Linked DNA regions of Mus musculus: region 1 is linked to region 2. Evidence: chromatin contacts called from ENCODE Hi-C or POLR2A ChIA-PET data. All regions are on one chromosome and are shown on one strand. Each heading gives the region's core, a stretch centred on a gene start or an enhancer-like site at or near the end of the contact. The rest is flanking DNA. Distances are from core to core; before and after follow the strand shown. Region 1 overlaps Dyrk1a (dual-specificity tyrosine-(Y)-phosphorylation regulated kinase 1a). Region 2 has its middle 17 kb from the start of Hlcs.

What was found. Hi-C counts contacts between places; a loop is a spot of excess contacts on that map. ChIA-PET counts read pairs that join two places held with the same protein, here RNA polymerase II (POLR2A).
Region 1: a map of regulatory T cell shows a loop between it and region 2 (2.6-fold over the local background). The contact joins two enhancer-like sites. A Hi-C loop is called at or near these places in 1 of 37 maps with a recorded cell type or tissue (regulatory T cell). POLR2A ChIA-PET finds 5 or more read pairs at or near these places in 1 of 5 experiments (Patski).

What each region holds. Positions count from the first base shown.
Region 1 is chr16:94,623,392-94,627,014 of GRCm38, reverse strand. The region is part of intron 2 of Dyrk1a (dual-specificity tyrosine-(Y)-phosphorylation regulated kinase 1a); the gene reads right to left. Among named protein-coding and RNA genes, the nearest start is that of Dyrk1a, 55 kb to the right of the region's middle. Within about 2 kb of position 1,969, at least 1 of the 3 ENCODE cell types and tissues checked has a DNase peak (open chromatin) inside an H3K27ac peak, as active enhancers do.
Region 2 is chr16:94,305,257-94,309,067 of GRCm38, reverse strand. It overlaps a transcript of Hlcs not described here. Among named protein-coding and RNA genes, the nearest start is that of Hlcs, 17 kb to the right of the region's middle. Within about 2 kb of position 1,306, at least 1 of the 3 ENCODE cell types and tissues checked has a DNase peak (open chromatin) inside an H3K27ac peak, as active enhancers do.

The DNA of each region.
Region 1 (3,623 bases), core at 720-3,219, 320 kb before region 2:
ACTTACTCTGCATCTAAGATTAAAGAGCAGCAAACACACTATGCGATGGGTGACTATGTCCCACACAAAGGAATCTGTTAGAGACATTATTGCCTGCCACAAAACTCTTTCAACCCCAGGGCTAACATGTTCTTTGTGGCCATAACAAATACAGTGAGTGAGGAGGCAAACCTTCCCTTTCACTGACCTTATAAGTTATTTTAAATAGTAGGCTCTAGTCATCAGGTTTTTAAAGACAAAACAACGAGCTGTAGCTATAACTTTGAAAATGGCTACAAGTTTATATACCTGTGCCACAGCATACACATCTGGTGGGCTAGGCACTGCAAATGAGTTTGGTTGCTCTTATCTTGGGGAGGAAGACTGTCTAAAAATCCATGAGTCAGAAACGAATTGTATAGAATGTTAATTAACTAAAAACTTTAAGCTGAGCCCTAGTAGAGCATGGCAAGAAGGGACGGTATAAGAGAGAGTTACTCTGTCTTCCTGGCAGACTGTCAGTAGTTTTCTGAATATAAAAACACAGCAATAAACCATCACTGTATCTAAGAAATCATGTAAGTAATCAAGAAAGAACTTTAAAGTTAAAGAAATTAAAGGAGTTACTCCTAAAAATGTGAACAAGAAAAAGAAAAACAAATTCCCTTTTGTCTCTATCTCCAAAGGGCACTAAACCTTGGAGGTTTCTAAGCAGGCATAGAAATGACGACCTTAAAGCATATCAAAAAGGGAAACGAGGGGGCTGGTGAGATGGCTCAGTGGGTAAGAGCACCCGACTGCTCTTCCGAAGGTCAAGTTCAAATCCCAGCAAAAAAGGAGTTCAAATCCCAGCAACCACATGGTGGCTCACAACCATCCGTAACAAAATCTGACTCCCTCTTCTGGAGTGTCTGAAGACAGCAACAGTGTACTTACATATAATAAATAAATTAATTATTAAAAAAAAACAAAAAAAAAACAAAAAACAAAAAACAAAAAAAAAAAAAGGGAAACGAAAGCCTGAATTTAGCACACGGGCTGAGCATGGCCTAAGTGACCATGATTGTAGGATGTGAGCACTGGTTACAACTAACACGTTACAGGCACAACACCAACTTAACTGCTCGTAGCTTTCCATGCAGTGCCAGCACTGATGAAGTACTGAGCAAACCCCTCCGTCCATCCAACTTCCAACCCAATCAAAAAGAGGACAGGAAGGTCTATCAGCAACTGCTTACGTACACGTGTGGAAGTCACAGAGTGCCTGGAGTGGTACCAGCAGTGAAGGACAAATCCTAAGTGAGGAAAGTGAAAGGGGGTGGGTGCACAGGAAGACAATACTGAGTCCTCCCTGGATTCAGTCATGTGTCTCAGCCTCCTGTCTTGAATTAGGCCCCACCAATGAATGGTGCACATTCTCCTAGGTAGCCTGTCACTAACTGGGGTGTCCTGCCTCTATGGCATCAACTGTGGGGTCTCAGCAGTGACCCTGGGTCAGACTTCATGGTGACACTCTCAGAACACAACTGGAAAACAGCCCTGGACACAGCTGCTGTCTGACTTCACAGCAAGGCAACACTCAACCATTTATTATGTTTATTTTGCATATAAAACTGCACTTTGGGTAGGATATGTGCCTTAGTTAGGTTTCCACCGTGAAAAGACACCACTTATAAAGGACAACACTTAATTGGGTTCAGAGGTTCAGTCCATTATCATCATAGCAGGAAACATGGCACCATCCAGGCAGGCATGGCTCTGTAGGAGGAGCTGAGAGTTCTACATCTTGTTTGGAGACAAACAGAAGTCTATCTCACCGATAGCTATGAGGGTTTCCAAGCCCACTCCCATAGTGACACACTTCCTCCCAATAAGGCCACACCTCCTAACCGTGCCAACTCCCTAGGCCAAGCATATTCAAACCACCAGCATATGGCAGGGGGAATCACTCCCACACTCAGTGTTAGTGCCTTGAAAGGAGTGAGGACCACGGGGAACCTGCTCACTCATAAGCCAGCAGCTTACGCTGGCTAGGATCCAGAGCTGAGGACCTAGCCAGTCATCTACAGGAGGTTTTCTCATGAGCTCATTTGGCTTCCTCTCAACATTAAGCCCAGATTTCAAGGCTGAACATTAAGAGAGACAGAGAGATTAATATTCAGAGACAAAAAGAGAACCAGGCAGCAGTGGCATTGCTTAGTATGTCCATTAGAAAAGTTACTAGGGGCTGGAGAGATGGCTCAGCAGTTAAGAGCACCAACTGCTCTACCAGAGGTCCTGAGTTCAATTCCCAGCAACTACAAGATGGCTCACAACCATCTGTAATGGGATCTGATGCCCGCTTCTGGTGTGTTTGAAAACAACTAGAGTGTACTCATATAAGTAAAAATAAATAAACATTTTTAAAGGGGGGGGGGGGTGGCTGGCTCAGAGGTTAAGAGCACTGACTGCTTTTCTGAAAGACCTAAGTTCAAATCCCAGCAACTACATGGTGACTCACAACCATCTGTAAAACGAGATGACGCCCTCTTCTGGAGTGTCTCAAGACAGCTACAATGTACTTACACATAAGAAATAAATAAATCTTTAACACCACCCCCCCCCCCCCCCGCCAAAAGGTTATTAAAACTGACCACACAGCCGGGTGTTGGGAGGCAGGTGGATTTCTGAGTTCGAGGCCAGCCTGGTCTACAGAGTGAGTTCCAGGACAGCCAGGGATACACAGAGAAACCCTGTCTCAGAAAAACAAAAAACAAAAACAAAACAAAACAAAACAAAATAACCACCTGACCACACTACAAGGAGGGAATTACTCCACTTTTAATTATCAGCCATGTTTTAAAATTACTATATGTGGCACATCTGTTTTAAAAGAAAAATTTACAATAAATTCCTTGTAGATGATTTGTAATTTGTAGAATTGTGTCTTAGGTTTCTAGTCCTGTGATACGTGACCAAAAGCAATCTGAATAAGAAGACGTTTGCTTGGCTTACAGATCTCATCATCCAAACAAATAATAGTTCTTGATATACAGAAAAGTTAACACAAGAACCTGGAGGCAGGAGCTAAAGCAGAGACCACGGAGGAACTCTGCTTGCTGGCTTGCTTAAAATGCTATCTTCTACAACAGCACGCCCACAGTGGGCTGGAGCTCACACCTCAGCCATCAATCAAGACAATGCCCTACAGACTTGCCTATAAGCCAATCTGATGATGGCATTTTCTCAATGAAGGTTCATCTTCCCAGATAACTCTACTGTATGCCCAGCTGACAAAAACCAATCAGGCCAAAATGATAATAAAACTACTAGTCTCTCTAACACCGAGCCACTGGGAACATGGATCTCTACACTTTCCTTGAAGTCTAGGTAAAAGACAGGGTAAATCTTTGACAAAAGTGAAATCTTCCATTTTATCTTTTAAGGGATTATCGACATCAGGTTTCTTGGTATGGGTTTTCTGTTTTATTTGTTGAATTAAAATTTAAAACATTTTAAACAATAGTCAAATCTATAATATTTTCTAAAAACATAAAGCATAAACGCAAAATTATTTTCAGAAACAAGCATATTATTTCAATTCAGTCAAGCATTTAAATCACTGTTAATAATGCAAACTCTGATTTGACTATTTAAGAAAACAT
Region 2 (3,811 bases), core at 57-2,556:
TAATGACACCGAGGAGGAAAGACTTGGAGCCAGGGATGGTTTAGTGGTCAAGCATTTGCTGTGCAGGGTGACACTGGAGTTCAGAGCCCCAGAACCCACATAAAGGCTTCGTGACGTGGTGACGTGGCCGGCCCATTCCAGCCATATCACTGAGCTCTGGATTTGATTGAGAGACCCTGCCTCAGTGAATAAGGTGGAAGAATGATTGAGGATTAGCCACCCTGCGTGCATGCGTACACAGGTGCAAGCACATCCACGTGCATTGATGTGTACACACACACACACACACACACACACACACACACACACACACACGGGAAAAGAAAAAAAAGTCCGCCACTCAAGAGTAAAAGCAAAAGGCAAATGAAATGTAAAATCAGCCAGGTGAGCAGGGTAGAGGATAGAACGGGGGCATTTCTGAGCTGTAGTAGAACAAACCTACGTAACGAGATGCTGGAGGAACAACCCAGTGAGACAGTTGTGGTTGAGACACACAAACAACCATTGGGTGAATGACCAAGGAGTAAACACTACAGTTTCAGAGTGTCACTCCACAATGTTTTATGAAGATTAAAAAGGAATTTGTTGGACACACCTACACCATGAAATTGGGAGTCAGCATGACCAGTGTGGGTTGAACTGTTGTCACGTGCCAAAACTGTACACCCTGAAATGTCATCGTATAGTGAAGAAGGGTCACTGTCTAGAAAAGCTGCTGACCAGCCAGCTGACCAACTCCCTGGAGATTGCCTAAAACCATTCACAAAAGCAGAGCCTTTTTGACCCATCACCACCCCAGCTAAGTCCCAGCTCCCTCTGCAAACCCAGGGAGATTCAGCAACAGGGCTCTGGGGGGACACATTCAAACCACAGCAGATGCAACCTGATAGTCCTGGGAGAATCGTACAGCTGGCAGTCATTAGCTGTGGGGAAATTTAAATCTGAATTCAGTTACTGCAGCATGATTGGGTAAGAGACACGGTCTTAGGAAATACACCCTGATGCTTATGGATGAAGGGTCATGATTTCTGCAGCCGAATCGCAAATCATTCTGGGAAGAAAACATTCTGTAATGTTCTGCATGCACTAACGTTTGCAGAGTGTTTCCTCTGTTGAACGCTTAAAAATGTCCAGCTTAGACGGTTACTCCTTAAAAAATTATTCTTCCTTTGTTACCACTTGTAGGGCAAATGGCTAGCTTATGCCATGCTCTCTGTAAGCTGGTGCGTGCTTTGTACAAAGGAGCCTCGTGTTCCTGGGAACCCTGGAAGTTAGAAATGCCCCTGGCATTATCCTGGGGCTGCTCTGACCTAGATTTAGAGTTTGGGCAATGCGGTGTCTGTAATTAGCTGGAGCGATGCCTCTAGGAGATTTTCCCAAGCAGTACCGTGTGAAGCATTGTGTGCAGAGATTCACCGGTCTCCAAAGCACTTGTGGAAAGCAGTAGAAATCTAAAATCTGAATGGAAGAACAAATAAATATGAAACTCCTGACCTTAAAATAACTGAGTTGAGATCAAAACCCACTGATAATGGAGATTTGGGTCAATGCCAGTATTTGGAAGAGTTTAGTGTTGTCTTCGTGTGAGCATGCAGTGTCACAAGCATATGTCCATCTGTCTTTCCACAATGTCATAATGTATTGAATAGCAATACATTCAAAAGCTGTGTCAAGTTTCTTGGTCGCCACTTCCAAGTAATCCAGGTTTCTTTGGACAGCCGCTGCAGTCTTAGCGTCTATGTTTTTATTTATTTTTATTTTATGTGTTTTGGTGTTTTGCCTGCATATATGTCTATGCACCACATGTGTGCTTGTAGAGGGTGTTGGATCCCCTGGAACTGAAGTCCTATGGTTGTGAGCCACCATGTAGGCGCTAGGAATTGAACCTGGGACCTCTGCAAAGCAGCAAAGCAGCCAATGCCCTTAACTGCTAAGTCATCTTCCAGCTCCTAACAGATGTTTTATTCCAGTCTTAGTTACTAGCTTAACTCTCAAGGCCCTGTGTGTAATTGTACTTCATACTTGTGTGTGTGTGTTGTATGAGTGCCTGTGTTGTGTGTCTGTGTTATATGTGAGAGTGTTGTGTGATTGTTCTATGTGTGTGTTGTATGTGAGTTTGTGTTGTGTGTGTTATATGTGTGAGTGTTGTGTGTGTGTTGTATGTGAGTTTGTTGTGTGTCTGTGAGTGAGAGTGTGTGAGAGTGTGTGTCTGCATGTGTTGTGTTTGTGTCTATTGTGTGTGTGTCTCTGTGTGTGTTGTGTGTGAGTGTCACATTTGTGGGGGAGCACTGCCCTGCACCTCTTCTCTGCTCTCTGACCACTTGTGAATTTTGTATTAGCTACTGTCCACTACAGAAACCTTCTCTGAGCTCTGGGAGCTGCACTAATTTATGGGTGTGAAGTAAGTGTTTGGCGGGAAGTTTCATACTATTTCCATTCAACAGAATAACAGTAAGAGCCTCACTCTTAGGGCTAGTGAGCTTCTAATCATGGCTTCTTGGCTAGATGCACAGCACCGAGTATGCAGTTCCTCCGGTGGGGACTGGCTTAAATCCAATCAGAAAGTGGTTAATTATCTCCATAACATCTGAGTTCACGCATAGGCATATCTTCCCATGCTGCTCCTTATTACAGGGTTTGAAGCTGGGTGTGATTATTCATGGTTTCCCCTATGCAGCCTACAGAGTACCTCTGACACTGAAGCCAGGCTAGCATGGAGTAAACTCACTCGCTGGTCAATACTAACTTGATTTCTCCGTGTCTGGTGACAACTTTGTGTTTTCAGCAGCAGGGTCTTCCTATCAAGTTCTGAGGGGCAGCCAAGAGCATCAGCGATATTTTGTATTATTTTGGAGGTTTCTGGAACACTTCTGGCCAACAACTCAGACAGAGGTATCCAATACCTGGCACTGGGGTTTTTATTTGTTGACTTATGGTTTATGGGTGGGGGAAACCTCCATCCCATCACACACATACAGTATACACGTACACAAACACACACATGTAAAAGTTATTCACCAGGTGTAATTGTTACCTCGGAGGCTTACTGCTGAATAAACTCACCCTTCCTAGCTCTTTCTGAACTCTGGCTGGCTGGTTCAACTCAGCTGTTCTGGCTCAAACTCCTCTCCAAGCTGACTGATCCAAACTGGCTTTTCTTGGCTTCTCATTGAATTGCTTTGCTTGGTCTCAAACTAACTCCAGCAATCTTCTGTCTTCACCTACAGCCTGTTCCTATAAAACTGCCTCCTCTCTCCTCTCTCTCCCTGCTCCCTCTGTGGTACTCATAAGTAGCCTCTCCTTCCAATGCTTTTCTTCCAAGAGTTGGGCATATTCTATCTCTGACTCTTTCTATCATATCTTTCTCTGTGTCATCACTTTGTGGCTGTTTCCTTCTACAAACTAACTTTACCTTCATTGTTTGGGATTAAAGGTGTGTACTAAGGGTGGTCCACATTCCAGCCTGAGGGATTATAGGTGTGTCATTCCAGCCGGATCACACCAATCTAGAAGGTCTTTGGATGTGATCCCTTGACAGAGCAGCTGCTTTGCTGGATTAAAACTCCCCCCCCCCCACACACACACCAACCCCTCTCTCCCTTAGGAAATTTAGCTTGATTGTTCGAATGAGAAATGCCCCCCCCCCCCAGGCTCAAGTATTTGATGAACATGTGGTACCTAGTTGGTGATTCTGTTCTGGGAGGTTTAAGAAGTGTGGTTTTGCCAGGCAGTGGTGGCACATGCCTTTAATTCCAGCACTTGGGAGGCAGAGGCAGGTGGATTTCTGAGTTCGAGGCCAGCCTGGTCTACA